Linked DNA regions of Homo sapiens: region 1 is linked to region 2. Evidence: read pairs that join two places in POLR2A ChIA-PET (ENCODE). Cell type or tissue: PC-3. All regions are shown on one strand. Links, peaks and the distances in the headings refer to the core of each region. The heading gives the core; the rest is flanking DNA.

Region 1 (8,032 bases), core at 1,973-5,972, 990 kb after region 2:
GTGCAATGGTGCAATCTCAGCTCACTGCAACCTCCACCTCCCAGGTTGAAGCGAGTCTGCTGCCTCAGCCTCCCAAATAGCTGGGATTACAGGCGCCCACCACCATGCCTATCTAATTTTTGTATTTTTTATAGAGACTGGGTTTCACCATGTTGGTCAGGCTGGTCTCAAACTCCTGACCTCAGGTGATCCACCCACCTTGGCCTCTCGAAGTACTGGGATTACAGACATGAGCCACCATGCCTGGCCTAAATTTTTTTTTAATAAACTTTTTTTTAATTAATTTTTTTTTCAAAAAGACAGTGTCTCACTATGTTGCTTAGGCTGGTCTCAAATTCCTGGGCTCAAGCAACCCTCCTGCCTTGCCCTCCCAAAGTGCTGGGATTGCAGGTGTGAGCCACCATGCCCAGCCAGTTATATCTTTTTGTATTGTTCTTTTAGTGATTTAATCGCTACCCTAAAAATGTGCAAATGCATACTTGACTTAGTATTGTCTATTTCCCAAACACTACAAGAAACTTACAGCAGTTTAACTCCATTCACATCCCTGCCATTCTTTGTGCTATTGTTGCCATGTATTTTCCTTCTATGCATAAACCCCATAAGACACAGTTACCATGGTTGATTGAAACAGTCAGTATCTTTTTATATTTACCCAGGTGTTTATCCCTTCTTATGCTTTTCATTCCTTCCTGTACTTCTGTGCTTCTATTTAATATTATTTTCCTCTAGCCTGAAGAATTTCCTTCAATGTTTCTTAGAGTATGTGTCTGCTAGAAACAAAATCTCTTAACTGTAATTTGCTTAATTTTTTTTAACCTTTTTTTTTTTTTTTTTTTTTTTTTTTGAAACAGAGTCCTGCTCTGTCCCCTAGGCAGGAGTGCAATGGCACCATCTCCGCTCACTGTAACCTCTGCCTCCCAGGTTCAAGACATTCTCTTTCCTTGGCCTCCTGAGTAGCTGGGATTACAGGCACATGTCACCATACCCAGTTAATTTTTTGTATTTTTAGTAGAGACGGGGTTTCATCATGTTGGCCAGACTAGTCTCAAACTCCTGACCTCAGGTGATCTGCCCACCTCAGCCTCCCAAAGTGCTGGGATTATAGGCGTGAGACACCGCACCCAGCCTTAACCTTCATTTTGAAGGATATTTTTAATTATTAGAATTCTAGAATCAGCATTTCATTTTGTTTAGCTTTCCAATCTTTAAAAGCATCAGTATATTGTCTTTTGATCTCCATAGTTTCTGTTAAAAAGTTAGTCTTAAGTCTTATGTTTTCTTTTAGTGTAATCTGTCATCCCCTCCTTTGACAGCTTTAAAGATTTTCTCTTTGATGTTGGTTTTCAAACACAGGTTTTTTTGTTTGTTTGTTTGCTCGTTTTTAAGCTACTTGGGGCTTACTAAGATTCTTGGACCTATAGGTTGATATGTATCATCAATTGTGTAAAATTCTCAGTAAGCATCTCATCATGTTGCTTCTGATCCATTATCTGTTTTCTCTTTATAGAACTTCAGTAACACAATGTTAAACGATATATCTACATTCCACATACCTTTTCCACTCTTTTATTTTCTCCATTTTCTCCCTGTATTTAATTTGAATATTTTCGATTGACTTGTCTTTAGATTTCCTAATCCTGTCTGCTGTGGTTTGAATGTGTTCTACAAAGTTCATGTGTTAAAAATGTAATCCCCAATCCAACAGTGCTGAGAGATAGACCTTTAAGAGGTGATTAGGTCATAAAGGCTCTGCCCTCATAAATGGATTAATGTCATTATCATGGGATTGAGTTTGATTTGGCCTTCTCTCACTCTCTCTTGAGATTTCTTGCCTTTCTGTCTTCCATGACAGGATGATAAAGCAAGAAAGGCCTCATCAGGTGCCAAGACCTTGATATTGGACTTCCCAGCCTCCAGAGCTGTGAGAAATAAATTTCTTTTCATTATAAATTACCAAGTCTCGGCCAGGCACAGTGGCTCATGCCTGTAATCCCCGCACTTTCAGAGGCCAAGGTGGGCGGATCACTTGAGGTCAGGAGTTGAAGACCAGCCGGGTCAACATGGTGAAACCCTCTCTCTACAAAAATACAAAAATTAGCCAGGCATGGCGGCAGGTAATCCCAGCAACTCCAGAGGCTGAAGTGGGAGAATCTCTTAAACCCAGGAGGCAGAAATTGCCATGAGCCGAGATCACGCCACTGCCCTCCAGCCTGGGTGACAGGGCAAGACTCTGTCTCAAAATAAATAAATAAATATTACCAAGTCTCAGGTATTCTCATGGACTAAGACACTGACTTTTGCTTTTTTTAGTTTTATGTAAAATCCATTCAATGAGCTCTTACTTTAAGATAGTGTATGGCTGGGCAGTGGTTCATGCCTGTAATCCCAATACTGTGTAAGGCCAAGGCGGGCAGATCATTTGAGCTAAGGAGTTCAAGGCCAGCCTAGCCAACATGGTGAAACCCTGTCTCTACTAAAAAACAAAAATTAGCTGGGCGTCGTGGTGGGTGCCTGTAATCTCAGCTACTCAGGAGGCTGAGGCAGGAGAATCACTTGAACTTGGGAGCAGAGGTTGCCAGGAGCTGAGATCGTGCCACTGCACTCCAGCCTCAGTGACAAAGGGAGACTGTCAAAAAAAAAAAAAAAAAAAGATAGTGTACTTTTCATTTCTAGAATGTCTATTTGTTTCTTTGTTAAATAAAGACTCTGATTCTTGGCCAGGCCCGGTGGCTCATGCCTGCAATCCCAGCACCTTGGGAGGCTGAGGTGGGTGGATCACCTGAGGTCGGGAGTTCGAGACCAGCCTGACCAACATGGAGAAACCCTGTCTCTACTAAAAAAAAAAAAAAAAATTCAAAATTAGCCAGGCGTGGTGGTGTATGCCTGTAATCCCAGCTCTTCGGGAGACTGAGGCAGGAGAATCACTTGAGCCCGGGAGGTGGAGGTTGCGAGGTTGCAGGGAGCCGAGATCACGCCATTGCACTCCAGCCTGGGCAACAAGAGCAAAACTCTATCTCAAAAAAAAAAAAAAAAAAAAGACTCTGATTCTCTGTTTAAATGTTTCATCTTTTCATTTACTTTTTCCATATTTTCTTCTATGAAAAAAATTATAATAAAGTCCATGTCTGCACTTTAATATCTGGATGATCTATAGGCCTGCTTCTATTGTCTACTTTTTCTCTTGATGTATATTTACCTGCTTCTTTGCATATCAAATAATGTTGTAGGATGAACCTTGTATATAAAATTACTACACACATTGCAATTGTTACTCTTTCTCCACCCAGAGAGAATTTGTAGTTTTGTCTGTTAAGTGGATAAGGTGAAGGACTGATCATTTCAAGCCAACCAGGAATGGCATCAGTTTGGGGCTGGCTTGCACCTTTAGTTAGATGCAGCTTATATGTGTTTTCAACTATCTTAGGGCCAGAACTTCTTATGTTTGTTGCAGACTCCCCCCTCCATGGAATTTGTCTCCTAAGTACCAACAGACCTCTGGAGATTGTATTCTGCCATTCTTGCCCAGCCTCTTTTGGGGCATAGCCTACCTGTAGTCCATTGATTCGGAGACTGGTAGGTCTCTCTCTATTTCCTCCACCTTGAAAGTTCTGTCCTTCAGAGGTTTGGGGCTTAGCTCTTTATTTTCTCTTCATCCAGGTTCAAAATCTGGCAAATCTTTTGAAAGGGAGATATTTTGTTTTTCTTGTTTTGTATTTTCTTGCCTTGAGCATGACTTGGCCTCCAGTTGATTTCTGTCTGTCTTTGTGGCTCAGCCTACCAGTCTGCTATACTGCCCTAGCATTCAGTGAGTAATCTGTGAGGAAAACAGCTATTCATTTGATGATCTTGTAGATTCCAATTTGTCCATGCTGACTCAACTGGCAATAAGACAATTCTGTTTTTTCCCTTTAGTACAGTTGCTTGCTCTGTCTATGAAAGCCTGTGTCCAGACTCAGAAAATGCCCCAGGCAAGACAATGGCCAGCAATCTAGGTTCATATAACAAAGACATTTCTCTCTCTAGAATTTATTTCTTCCAGTCTCATATGCATCTATATATCTTTGTTATCTTTAATGTAAAATGTCTTTTTTCTAGTTGTAATTGCTTTCTGTTTTTACTACATTGTACTTAAAAGCGGAAGTATTCACATCTAACGACTTTTTGGAATCTTTAAAAAAGAACAGTATCTATAGTTTCCGTTTTTGGTTATGTCTTTTCCTGGTTTTGTTATTAGGGCGATACTGGATTCATAAAATGATTTAGGGAGGATTCCTTCTTTCTCTGTCTTGTGGAATAGTGTCAGTAGGATTGGTACCAATTCTTTTTTGAATGTCTGGTAGAATTCAGCTGTGAATCCATCTGGTTCTGGACTTTTTTTTGTTGGTAACTTTTTAAATTTCCATTTCAATCTCACTGCTTATTGGACTGGTCAGGGTATCTGATTCTTCCTGATTTAGGCTAGGAGGGTTGTATCTTTCCAGGAATTTATCCATCTCCTCTAGGTTTTCTAGTTTATGTGCGTAAAGGTGTTCATAGTAGCCTTGAATGATCTTTTGTATCTCTGTAGTGTCAGTTGTAATAAATATCTCAATATCTCCCATTTCATTTCTTTTTTTTTTTTTTTTTTTTTTGAGACAGAATCTCACTCTGTTGCCCAGGCTGAAGTGCAGTGGTACAATCTCAGCTCACTCCAACCTCTGCCTCCCAGGTTCAAGCGATTCTCCTGCCTCAGCCTTCTGAGTAGCTGGGATTACAGGCGCATGCCACCATGACTGGCTAATTTTTGTATTTTTAGTAGAGATGAGGTTTTACCATGTTGGCCAGGCTGGTCTCGAACTCCTGAACTCAGGTGATCTGCCTGCCTTGGCCTCCCAAAGCACTGGGATTACAGGCATGAGCCACCGCACCTGGCCCCATTTAATTTCTAATTGAGCTTATTTGGATTTTCTCTCTTCTTTTCTTGGTTAATCTTGCTAACAGTCTATCCATTTTATTCATCTTTTCAAAGAACCCGCTTTTTGTTTCATTTATCTTTTGCATTCTTTGTTTGTTTGTTTCAATTTCTTTTGGTTCTGCTCTGATTTTGGTTATTTCCTTTCTTCTGCTAAGTTTGGGTTTGGTTTGTTCTTGTTTCTCTAGTTCCTTGAGGTGTGACCTTAGATTATCCATCTGTGCTCTTTCAGACTTTTTGATGTAGGCATTTAGGACTATGAAGTTTCCTCTTAGCACTGCTTTTGCTGTTATCTCAGAGGTTTTAATAGATTGTATTACTATTGTCATTCAGTTAGAAGAATTTTTTAATTTCCATCTTGATTTTATTTTTGACCCAGTGATCATTCAGCAGCAGGTTACTTAATTTCCATGTATTTGCATGGCTTTGAAGGTTCCTTTCGGAGTTGATTTCTAGTTTTATTCCACTGTGGTCTGAGAGAGTGCTTGATATAATTTCAATTTTCTTAAATTTATTGAGGCTTGTTTTGTGGCCTATCATATGATCTATCTTAGAGAAAGTTCCATGCACTGATGAATAGAATGAATATTCTGCTGTTGTTGGGTAGAATGTTCTGTAAATATCTGTTAAGTCCGTTTGTTTCAGGGTATAGTTTAAATCCAGTGTTTCCTTGTTGACTTTCTGTCTTGATGACCTGTCTAGTGCTGTCAGTGGAGTACTGAAGTTCCCCAGTATTCTCGTGTTACTTTCTATCTCATTTCTTAGGCCTACTAGTAATTATTTTATAATTTGGGAGTTCAAGTTAGGTGCATATATATATAGAATTGTGATATTTTCTTGTTGGACAAGGTCTTTTATCATTATATAATGTCCCTCATTGTCTTTTTAAACTGCTGTTGTTTTAAAATTTGTTTTGGCCGGGCACAGTGGCTCATGCCTGTAATCCCAGCACTTTGGGAGGCCAACACAGGTAAATCACCTGAGGTCAGGAGTTCAAGACCAGCCTGGCCAACATGGGGAAACCCCGTCTCTACTAAAAATACAAAAATTAGCTAGGTGTGGTGGCAGATGTCTGTAATGCCAGCTACTGGGGAGGCTAAAGCAGGAGAATCACTTGAACTTGGGAGGCGGAGGTTGCAGTGAGCTGAGTTCACACCATTGTACTCCAGCCTGGGCGATAGGAGTGAAAGTCTGTCTCGAAAAATAATAATAAACAAAAAAATAAACTTTGTTTTACCTGATATAAGAATAGATACTCCGCCGCTGGGCGCAGTGGCTTACGCCTGTAATCCCAGCACTTTGGGAGGTCAAGGCAGGTGAATCACCTGAGGTCAGAAGTTCAAGAGCCAGCCTGGCCAACATGGTGAAGCCCCGTCTCTACTAAAAATACAAAAATTAGTCGGGCGTGGTGGTGGGTGCCTGTAACCCCCGCTACTCGGGAGGCTAAGGCAGGAGAATCGCTTGAACCCGCGAGGTGGAGGTTGCAGTGAGCCAAGATCATGCCACTGCACTCCAGCCTGGACGACAGAGTGAGACTCCATCTCAAAAAAAATAAAATAAAAAAAAAAAGAATAGGTACTCCTGCTCGCTTTTGGTGTCTATTTGCATAGAATGTCTTTTTCCATGGGGTTATTCAATTTTAGCTAACTCCCATATACACTATGGGCATTGGTGAAAATACTGACTGAATTTTTAATAAAGATCTAGAGTCATTAAGAAAAAGTTACCTTCCTGCATGAACTTATATTTTGGCATCTATCAAATGGCATTGTAATTAATACAACTCTGACCTCTATTACTGCATAACAAACTACCCAAAGCATAGTGATTTAACGCAACTTATTAGTTCTCATAATTCTGTGGGGTGTCAATCTGAGTGATTCTTCTGTTGTACCCATCTGGAATCGCTCCTGTGGCTGCAGTCATCTGACAAACCAACCAAAACTGGAGAGTCCAAGATGGCCTCAGTCACATGCCTGGGATGCTGGCCTTGGAGGGGCACCTTGGTTTTCCCTATGGGGCCTTCAATCCTCGAGTAAGATCAGCTGCTGAAGGTAGTTCACAACATGATGTTTTCATGGTCTCACTGGAGTAGGTTCACAACACGACGGTTTCAATGGACAAACCCCAGTACATGGGCACTTGTGAAGTCTGTTTGTCTCATGCTTGCTAATGCCCCATTTCCCAAAGCAACTCAGTGACCAAATCCAGAATCAGAGAGAAAAAGGTCCACATAAAAGCACACGTACTAGGAGGACGATTTATTACAAGAATCTACCACATCCACTGTAAATTTAAGAACTCAGAATACAAGTAGCATCCTCATTATTTAGCGTTTGCCTGCCACCCATAGTGCATAATTCACACCTAGGCAGTAGTACTCCTAGGGAGAATTTTTAAATTTTTGGACAACATTTTGGGTGTTCTAGTGAAATACAGCCCTACCATGCATATTTGAAATGTATATTATCTTATTATAAATTACCTACTGTGTATTTCTCCTTTAACATTGTAGTTTGAACATTATGGTTTCTTTTTTAATTTTGTGCATAGTAAGTTACGTAATCCACAGATTTTATTTCAGGAGAGTAAAGTTATATTACAAAATATTTGTTACAATAAGGCAGCGGTTTGGGTCTGATATTTTTGAAATTAATGAGTTAAGTTTGAGTGTTTTAAGTACTAGCCTTCAGTTATTTTTGAATCGTGATAGCCAGATAAAGTGTCACTAAATTATTTTTTTAACTTGGAATGTGGGACAGGAAGGATGGAGTTTCATGCTTCAGGAAGCAGTGAAAAATCACAAAACCTCTGTACTGCTAGACCCAACACTTTTCCAGATCCCCAAACTATCTCTATCACCCTCCTTTCATGGCAAATTTGCATATGCATTATTGTCAGAATTTTGAACTTATTTTACAACCATATACACAGAATTCTTTTCTAGCTTGCTGCTTAACTGAACAGATGGTGCAGTTTCCCAGCCCAGCAGCTGGAGGGGACCGAGGATGCGCTCGGCACACAGTAGGAGCACCATAAACGTTGATTGACTGAGTTCATTGAGGCGGTTGACGCCAG
Region 2 (8,032 bases), core at 2,289-6,288:
CCAAGGTCATTGCTCCTGCAGTTTTCTGCTTTCTCTGTTGGATCATTTTCCTTCTTTGCTGGATCATTCCTATCATCAAACATTCTGTGATATATCCTACCTTAAGCTAATCTTGTTTCTTTTTTTTTTTTTTTTTGAGACGGAGTCTCGCTCTGTCGCCCATGCTGGAGTGCAGTGACATGATCTCGGCTCACTGCAAGCTCCGCCTCCCGGGTTCACACCATTCTCCTGCCTCAGCCTCCCCAGTAGCTGGGACTACAGGCGCCCACCACCATGCTAATTTTTTTTTATTTTTAGTAGAGATGGGGTTTCACCGTGTTAGCCAGGATGGTCTCGATCTCCTGACCTCGTGATCCGCCCGCCTTGGCCTCCCAAAGTGCTGGGATTACAGGCGTGAGCCACTGCGCCCGGCCGATAATCTTGTTTTTTGACACCACATTCTTACTCTCCAACTTCCTGATACCACGTTCTTCCTCTCCAACTATTCCATTTTTTTCTTTCTCTGTAATAGCAAAATTCCTTGGAAGGACCTGCTGCTTCTCTTTCTGTTTCTAGTTCACTCTACGGAGGCCCTTTTACTTGAAAGTGCTCTCATCAAGTTCACCAATGACCTTTGCTTGGCCAAATGCAAATGCCACTTCTCAGTCCTTATCTTATATAGTCTTTGTTTGTTAGCATTTGCCACAGCTTTTCACTCTTTCCTTCTGGAAATACTGTGGCCTTCTGGACACTACTCCCCCTTGCTTATTGGTTCTCTTCCTATTTCACTGGCTGCCCCTTCAGTCATCTTTGCTGGTTCCTTCTTATCATACCGAAATGTTGGAGCATCCCCAAGGCACTTTGTTTTACTTTTCCACCTATACTCACTTATTTGGGTTTTTATAGAGTCCCATAGCTTTTAGGTACTTTCTCTATGCTGATGCTTTTTTTTTTGGAACCCTGGGCTCTCTGCTTACATATCATCTGAATTTGGATCTTTAAAAGGCATGTCTATTTACCATGTCCAAAACTACTAATCTCCCCCACAAATCTGTTGCTCCATGTTCTTCATATCTCAGTAAAAGGATTCTGAGTCTTTTCAGTTGCTTGAGCCAAAGACTTTGGAGTCAAGGATAACTACTTGTTTCCACATCACACACTGAGTCTATCAGCAAATCCTGCTGGCTCTACCTTTAAGCATATCCATAATCCTATCATTTTTATCACCTTCACTTAGGCTACCACTGTGGTCTAAGCCAGCATCATCTTGCCTGGATTATAATAGTTACCTGTTTTATCTCCTAGCTTTTCCCTCAACCATCTGTTTTCCACACAGTGATCAGAGATTCTTCGAAACCTAAGTCAGATTATTTTACTTTTCTGCTCAAAATTCACAATGCTGTCTAGTACAACTTTCTGCAAAAATGGAAGTGCTCGGCCAGGCACAGGGTGGCTCACTCATGTAATCCCAGCACTTTGGGAGGCCAAGGTGGGTGGATCACCTGAGGTCAGGAGTTCGAGAACAGCCTGGCCAATGTGGTGAAACCCCATCTCTACTAAAAATACAAAAATTAGCCAGGCTTGGTGGCCAGTGCCTATAATCCCAGCTACTTGAGAGGCTGAGGCAGGAGAATCACTTGAACCTGGGAGGCGGAGGTTGCAGTGAGCCGAGATCACGCCACTGCACTCCGGCCTGGGTGACGAGTGAAACTCTATCTCAAAACAAACATAAAAAAAGGAAGTGCTCTAATCTGTGCTAATATGGTAGCCACTGGCCATGTGTCTGTTAAGTACTTCAGATCCGGCTAGTGCAACTGAGGCACTGAATTTTAAATTTTATTTTAATTGATTTAAATGTAAATATCCACATGAGTGGAAGCCAAGATTTATATCATGTTCTGAGGTTTACAAAGGCCAGATGAAGTGAACACCTTTTCTACTTCTCTTGACTTCATCTCCTGCTACCACTGCCGCCCTCATTTTCTTGCTCTTCTTTGAATATACCAAGCATATGCTTGCACTTGCTATTCCCTCATGCCTGGAATGTTCTTCCTCCAGGTGTTTTTTTTTTTTTTTTTTTTTTTTTGAGACGGAGTTTTGCTCTTTTTGCCCAGGCTGGAGGGCAATGGCAAGATCTCGGCTCACTGCATCCTCTACCTCCCGGGTTCAAGTGATTCTCTTGCCCCAGCCTCCTGAGTAGCTGAGATTACAGGCGCGTGCCACCACGCCCCGCTAATTTTTGTATTTTTAGTAGAGACGCGGTTTTGCCATTTTGGCCAAGCTGATCTCGAACTCCTGACCTCAGGTGATCCACCTGCCGCAGCCTCCCAAAGTGCTGGGATTACAGGCATGAGCTACCACGCCTGGCCTCCTTCTTTTCATTTTAGGGGATGAGAGTTCGAAGCTAACAGATAATAAAACTTATAAATTATCTACAAACCAAGAATCTGAATTGTTGAAATTTTCACTTTACAAGAGAAGATCTAGTTAGGTTTATATGATAATCTTGAACTGCTACAAAACAGATGCTGTGGGCTGGGCATGGTGGCTCATGCTTGTAATCCCAGCACTTTGAGAGGCTGAGGTGGGAGGATCGCTTTAGCCCAGGAGTTTGCCACCAGCGTGGGCAGCGTAGTGAGACCCTATCCTTACAAAAAATTAAAAAATTAGCTGGGTGTGGTGGTGCCCACCTGTAGTCCCAGCTACTCTGGAGGCTGAGATGGCAGGATTTCTTGAGCCCCAGATTTTGAGGCTGCAGTGAGCCATGATCATGCCACTGTACTCCAGCCTGGGCAACAGAGTGAGACCCTGTCTGAAAACAAACAAACAAACAAACCGCCCCCCTCAAAAAACCAACTCAATACACCAGAACCAAAAACCAAAAAAAACCCCCAGAAGTTGGGTACTGTGGCTCATGCTTGTAATCCCAGCACTTTGGGAGGTTAAGTTGGGCAGATTGCTTGAGCCCAGGAGTTCGAGACCAGCCTGGGCAACATAGCGAGACCCTGTTTCTATGAAAAATATAAAAATTTAGCCAGGCATGGTGGCATGCACCTATGGTCCCAGCTGCTAAGGAGGTTGAGTGGGAGGATGGCTTGAAGCCTGGGAGGTGGAAGTTGCTGTGAGGCAAGATCATGCCACTGCACTCCAGCCTGGGCGACAGAGCAAGACCCTGCCTCAAAACAAAACAAAATAAAACAAAAACACCACAAAAACCAACCAAACAAAAAATTGTTGCTGTGGGAATATTTGATGGGTTTAATACTTGTTAATATCCAGTAGAGATAATTAAGGCTGATCCTTGATTCCCTTTCCCTAGCATTTTATTGTGGTTCATTTAGGTGTTCTCAATGTTGAGTGAACTTTTCAAAAATACTCTTCCTTCTCTATAACCCAAAGAGTATATTCTTCAAAGCTACCTTCTACATGACTCCCTCACCCAAAAATTCATCTTTGTTTCTAGCAGCCTACGCTACTCATTTCTTTGAGCCCACCTTTGAATTTAGGACTTGTAAAATTATAAACATTTATAAATGTTTGATCTCTATGTCCATGGAACAGCTTTAAAAATCTTCTTTAATCTCTGAGATGAGGCAGTCAAGAATAAGGCATCTTCGATTACAGAATCTCTTTGAAGTTTTCTTTCTATTTCAGGTTTTCCCTCTAGCACTCCTACGTTCGGTAGCTCTAAGGTGGATTTTTTTAATTAATCTTTTTCCTTTTTGCTTAGGTATCCTTGGCAGTCTTTCAAAAGTTAAGAGGCAACATTAGTAAAATTATACTTTCAAACTTTATCATTTTCGAACTCTGTTTCTCTAGTAAGTTAATGAGCTAGAGACCTCCTTTTAAAATAATCTCATCTATTTTACATTTTAATGCTGTTTCTGTTGTAGATATTACAGTCCTAAAAATGTGTTATTTTCTTAGAGTAGACTGGAAAGCTCAAATTAATCAATATGTCTCCAGCCTAGCTACCATCCATTTCTGTTTTATAGGATTATATACTTGTTTATTTTATAAAATGGAAAGTTTGAAATCTTATAATATTTTCATTTATGGTTTTATGTGAATCAAACAGTCTTGGTTCAGGTGATTTAAAAATATCACTACAAAAAGGAGATATCTTGCTTATTTTTCATTCATGTAGTCCTGTGTGAAATTATTGGTGGTCTTTCTGTCTCCGTGAACATCTGCAGCCACACAGAGAAATTTTATTTGCCTTTTGTTATCAGATTCACATATTATGAATGTTGAGGCTAGATATCATTGATATCATTGATTAGAACCATTAAAATACTAAAGATACTAGTAAAGAAAAAGATACTAATGACAAAAAAATACTAATCTTGCATATTAATCTTGTTTTTACTTCAGTGTTAGTAAAAACACTAGTAAAAAGCAGTTAGTTACTTCCTTTTTATTTTGTATTTGACATTACACACACATGTTCTGCACGTTCTGAGAAGAAAGTGTCAGATTGCTTCCTGTTTGAGTTTAGATGCAATCGCTAGTCTTGCTGAAAGCCAATGAAATTGAAAGGCTTAGCTTTGTAAGTAGAATTTCTGTTTCTTTAACTCTATAGTTGATAATATTGTTTCTCAAGTTTCCTTTGGTAGGTATTCTCAGGGAACGTTCCAGGATCTTGTAATACTTCTTGTTTGATTAGAAAATGATTCATTACGTGCCTTTCAGCTCTTTAGGAAAGTGGACGGCCTTCACATCAGTGGGATTGAATTCAGAAAAAGAACATACTACTAAAAGTACTTTTGTAATTATTTTATTAGTTTTTCTCATATTATTAGTTTTTCTCATATTTCAGTGAAATTTCTTATATTATTAGTTTTTCTCATATTCAGTGAAGTGCTAAAAATGATGTCCAAATTTATGTTTAAAGTTTCACAGAGTTATACACTGACTTTAAAATTGCATTGCTTTATTTTAAGGATTAGAGAAATGGTAGTGCACGGGTTAAGAATTTGGGTGATGGCACCAGGCTGTGTAAGTCCAAGAGCCACTTTGCTTGCCATGTGACTTTGAGAAAGCTGTTCCATCTCTTTGTCCCCAGTTTTCTCATTTATAAAATGAGGATAATAGTGCTTATTCCATATGACAGTTATAAGTAGTAAATGAATTTAAATGAAAATATTTAAGGTACTTAAAAGTGCTCATATAAGTAGTAGGCTGCTTATTGTATTGTACTAATATTAATGAAGTATTAACAGTTGTTAATACTGTGTTTTAATTCTTGCTCTTTCATTTGATAGTCATATGACTGTCCCCAGGTTACTTTACTTTCAGTCTCATTTTTCATCTTTAAAAACAAGATTATATTATGTTGTATCTAATAAGGCCATCATGATGATTCTAGACTAGATATGCAAATTACCTACTATGCACAGAGTAAGGGCACCATAATTTTATTTTTTTGTTTTTATTTTTTATTTATTTTATTATACTTTAAGTTCTGGGATACATGTGCAGAATGTGCAGGTTTGTTCAAAACATAGGTATACACGTGCCACGGTGGTTTGCTGCACCCATCAACCCATCATCTACATTAGGTATTTCTCCTAATGCTATCCCTCTCCTAGCCCCCCACTCCCCAACAGCCCCCGGTGTGTGATGTTCCCCTCCCTGTGTCCATGTGTTCTCATTGTTCAACTCCCACTTATGAGTGAGAACATGCAGTGTTTGGTTTTCTGTTCGTGTGTTAGTTTGCTGAGAATGATGGTTTCCAGCTTCATCCATGTCCCTGCAAAGGACATGAACTCATCCTTTTTATGGCTGTATAGTATTCCATGGTGTATATGTGCCACATTTTCTTTATCCAATCTATCATTGATGGGCATTTGGGTTGGTTCCTAGTTTTTGCTATTGTGAAAAGTGCTGCAATAAACATACATGTGCATCTGTCTTTATTGTAGAATGATTTATAATCCTTTGGGTGTATACCGAGTAATGGGGTTGCTGGGTCAAATGGTATTTCTGGTTCTAGATCCTTGAGGAATTGCCACACTGTCCTCCACAATGGTTGAACTAATTTACACTCCCATCAACAGTGTAAAAGCGTTCCTATTTCTCGACATCCTCTCTGGCATCTGTTGTTTCCTGACTTTTTAATGATCGCCATTCTAACTGGCATGAGATGGTATCTCATTGTGGTTTTGATTTGCATTTCTCCAATGACCAGTGATGATGAGCTTTTTTTCATATGTTTGTTGACCACATAAATGTCTTCTTTTGAGAAGTGTCCGTTCATATTCTTCGCCCACTTTTTGATGGGGTTATTTTTTTCTTGTATATTTGTTTAAGTTCTTTGTAGATTCTGGATATTAGCCCTTTGTTAAATGGATAGATTGCAAAAATTTTCTCCCATTCTGTAGGTTGCCTGTTCACTCTGATGATAGTTTCTTTTGCTGTGCAGAAGCTCTTTAGTTTAATTAGATCCCATTTGTCTATTTTGGCTTTTGTTGTCATTGCTTTTGGTGTTTTAGTCATGAAGTCTTTGCCCATTCCTGTGTCCTGAATGGTATTGCCTAGGTTTTATTCTAGGGTTTTTATGATTTTAGGTCTTACGTTTAAGTCTTTAATCCATCTTGAGTTAATTTTTCTATAAGGTGTAAGGAAGGGGTCCAGTTTCTGTTAGGGGTCCAGTTTCAGTTTTTTGCATATGGCTAACTAGTTTTCCCGACACCATTTATTAAATAGGGAATCCTTTCCCCATTTCTTGTTTTTGTGAGCTTTGTCAAAGATCAGATGGTTGTAGATGTGTGGCATTATTTCTGAGGCCTCTATTCTGTTCCGTTGGTCTATATATCTGTTTTGGTACCAGTACCATGCTGTTTTGGTTACCGTAGCCTTGTAGTATTGTTTGAAGTCAGGTAGCCTGATGCCTCCAGCTTTGTTCTTCTGCTTAGGTTTGTCTTGGCTATACGGGCTCTTTTTTGGTTCCAGATGAAATTTAAAGTAGTTTTTTCTAATTGTGTGAAGAAAGTCAATGGTAGCTTGATGGAGATAGCATTGAATCTATAAATTACTTTGGATAGTATGGCCATTTTCATGATATTGATTCTTCCTATCCATGAGCATGGAATGTTTTTGCATTTGTTTGTGTCCTCTCTTATTTCCTTGAGCAGCGGTTTGTAGTTCTCCTTGAAGAGGTCCTTTACATCCCTTGTAAGTTGGATTCCTAGGTATTTTATTCTCCTTGTAGCAATTGTGAATGGGAGTTCACTCCTGATTTGGCTTTCTGTTTGTCTGTTATTGGTGTATAGGAATGCTTATGATTTTTGCACATTGATTTTGTATCCTGAGACTTTGCTGAAGTTGCTTATCAGATTAAGAAGTTTTTGGGTTTTCTGAATATACAATCATGTCATCTGCAAACAGAGGTAATTTGACTTCCTCTCTTCCTATTCGAATACCCTTTATTTCTTTCTCTTGGCTGATTGCCCTGGCCAGAACTTCTAATACTATGTTACTATGTTGAATAGGAGTGGTGAGAGAGGGCATCCTTGTCTTGTGTGGTTTTTCAAAGGGAATGCTTCCAGCTTTTTTTTTTTTTTTTTTGAGACAGAGTCTCACCCTGTTGCCCAGGCTGGAGTGCAATGGTGCAATTTCGGCCCACTGCAACCTTCACCTCCTGGGTTCAAGCGATTCTCCTGCCTCAGCCTCCCACGTGGCTGGGATCACAGGCATGTGCCACCATGCCTGGCTAATTTTTTGTATCCTTAGTAGAGATGGGGATTCACCATGTTGGATGGGCTGTCTAGAACTCCTGACCGTGTGATCCACCCGCCTCGGCTTCCCAAAGTGCTGGGATTACAGGTGTGAGCCGCTGTGTTTGGCCTCAGCTTTTGCCCATTCAGTTTGGTATTGGCTATGGATTTGTCATAAGTAGCTCTTATTATTTTGAGATAGGTTCCATCAATACCTAGTTTATTGAGAGTTTTTAGCATGAAGGGGTGTTGAATTTTATCGAAGGCCTTTTCTGCATCTATTGAGATAATCATGTGTTTTTTGTCATTGGTTCTGTTTATGTGATGGATTACAT

The links. ChIA-PET counts read pairs that join two places held together with the same protein. Peaks named below come from ENCODE experiments on the same cell type or tissue, not always from the same donor. Only the 100,000 strongest peaks of a DNase experiment are listed, where the experiment ranks them.
Region 1: POLR2A ChIA-PET joins it to region 2 with 5 read pairs; 11 of 35 experiments call an interaction of 5 or more read pairs at or near these places.

Annotation. Positions count from the first base shown.
Region 1 is chr6:21,578,969-21,587,000 of GRCh38, forward strand. No RefSeq gene overlaps it. Among named protein-coding and RNA genes, the nearest start is that of SOX4, 11 kb to the right of the region's middle. RefSeq lists an enhancer at 7,639-8,032. In PC-3, for the core only: no CTCF peak of the experiment used is centred there; a DNase peak (open chromatin) is centred at 3,853.
Region 2 is chr6:20,584,939-20,592,970 of GRCh38, forward strand. The region is part of intron 4 of CDKAL1 (CDKAL1 threonylcarbamoyladenosine tRNA methylthiotransferase); the gene reads left to right. Among named protein-coding and RNA genes, the nearest start is that of CDKAL1, 54 kb to the left of the region's middle. RefSeq lists a silencer at 1,647-1,847. In PC-3, for the core only: no CTCF peak of the experiment used is centred there; no DNase peak of the experiment used is centred there; H3K27ac peaks cover 538 bases.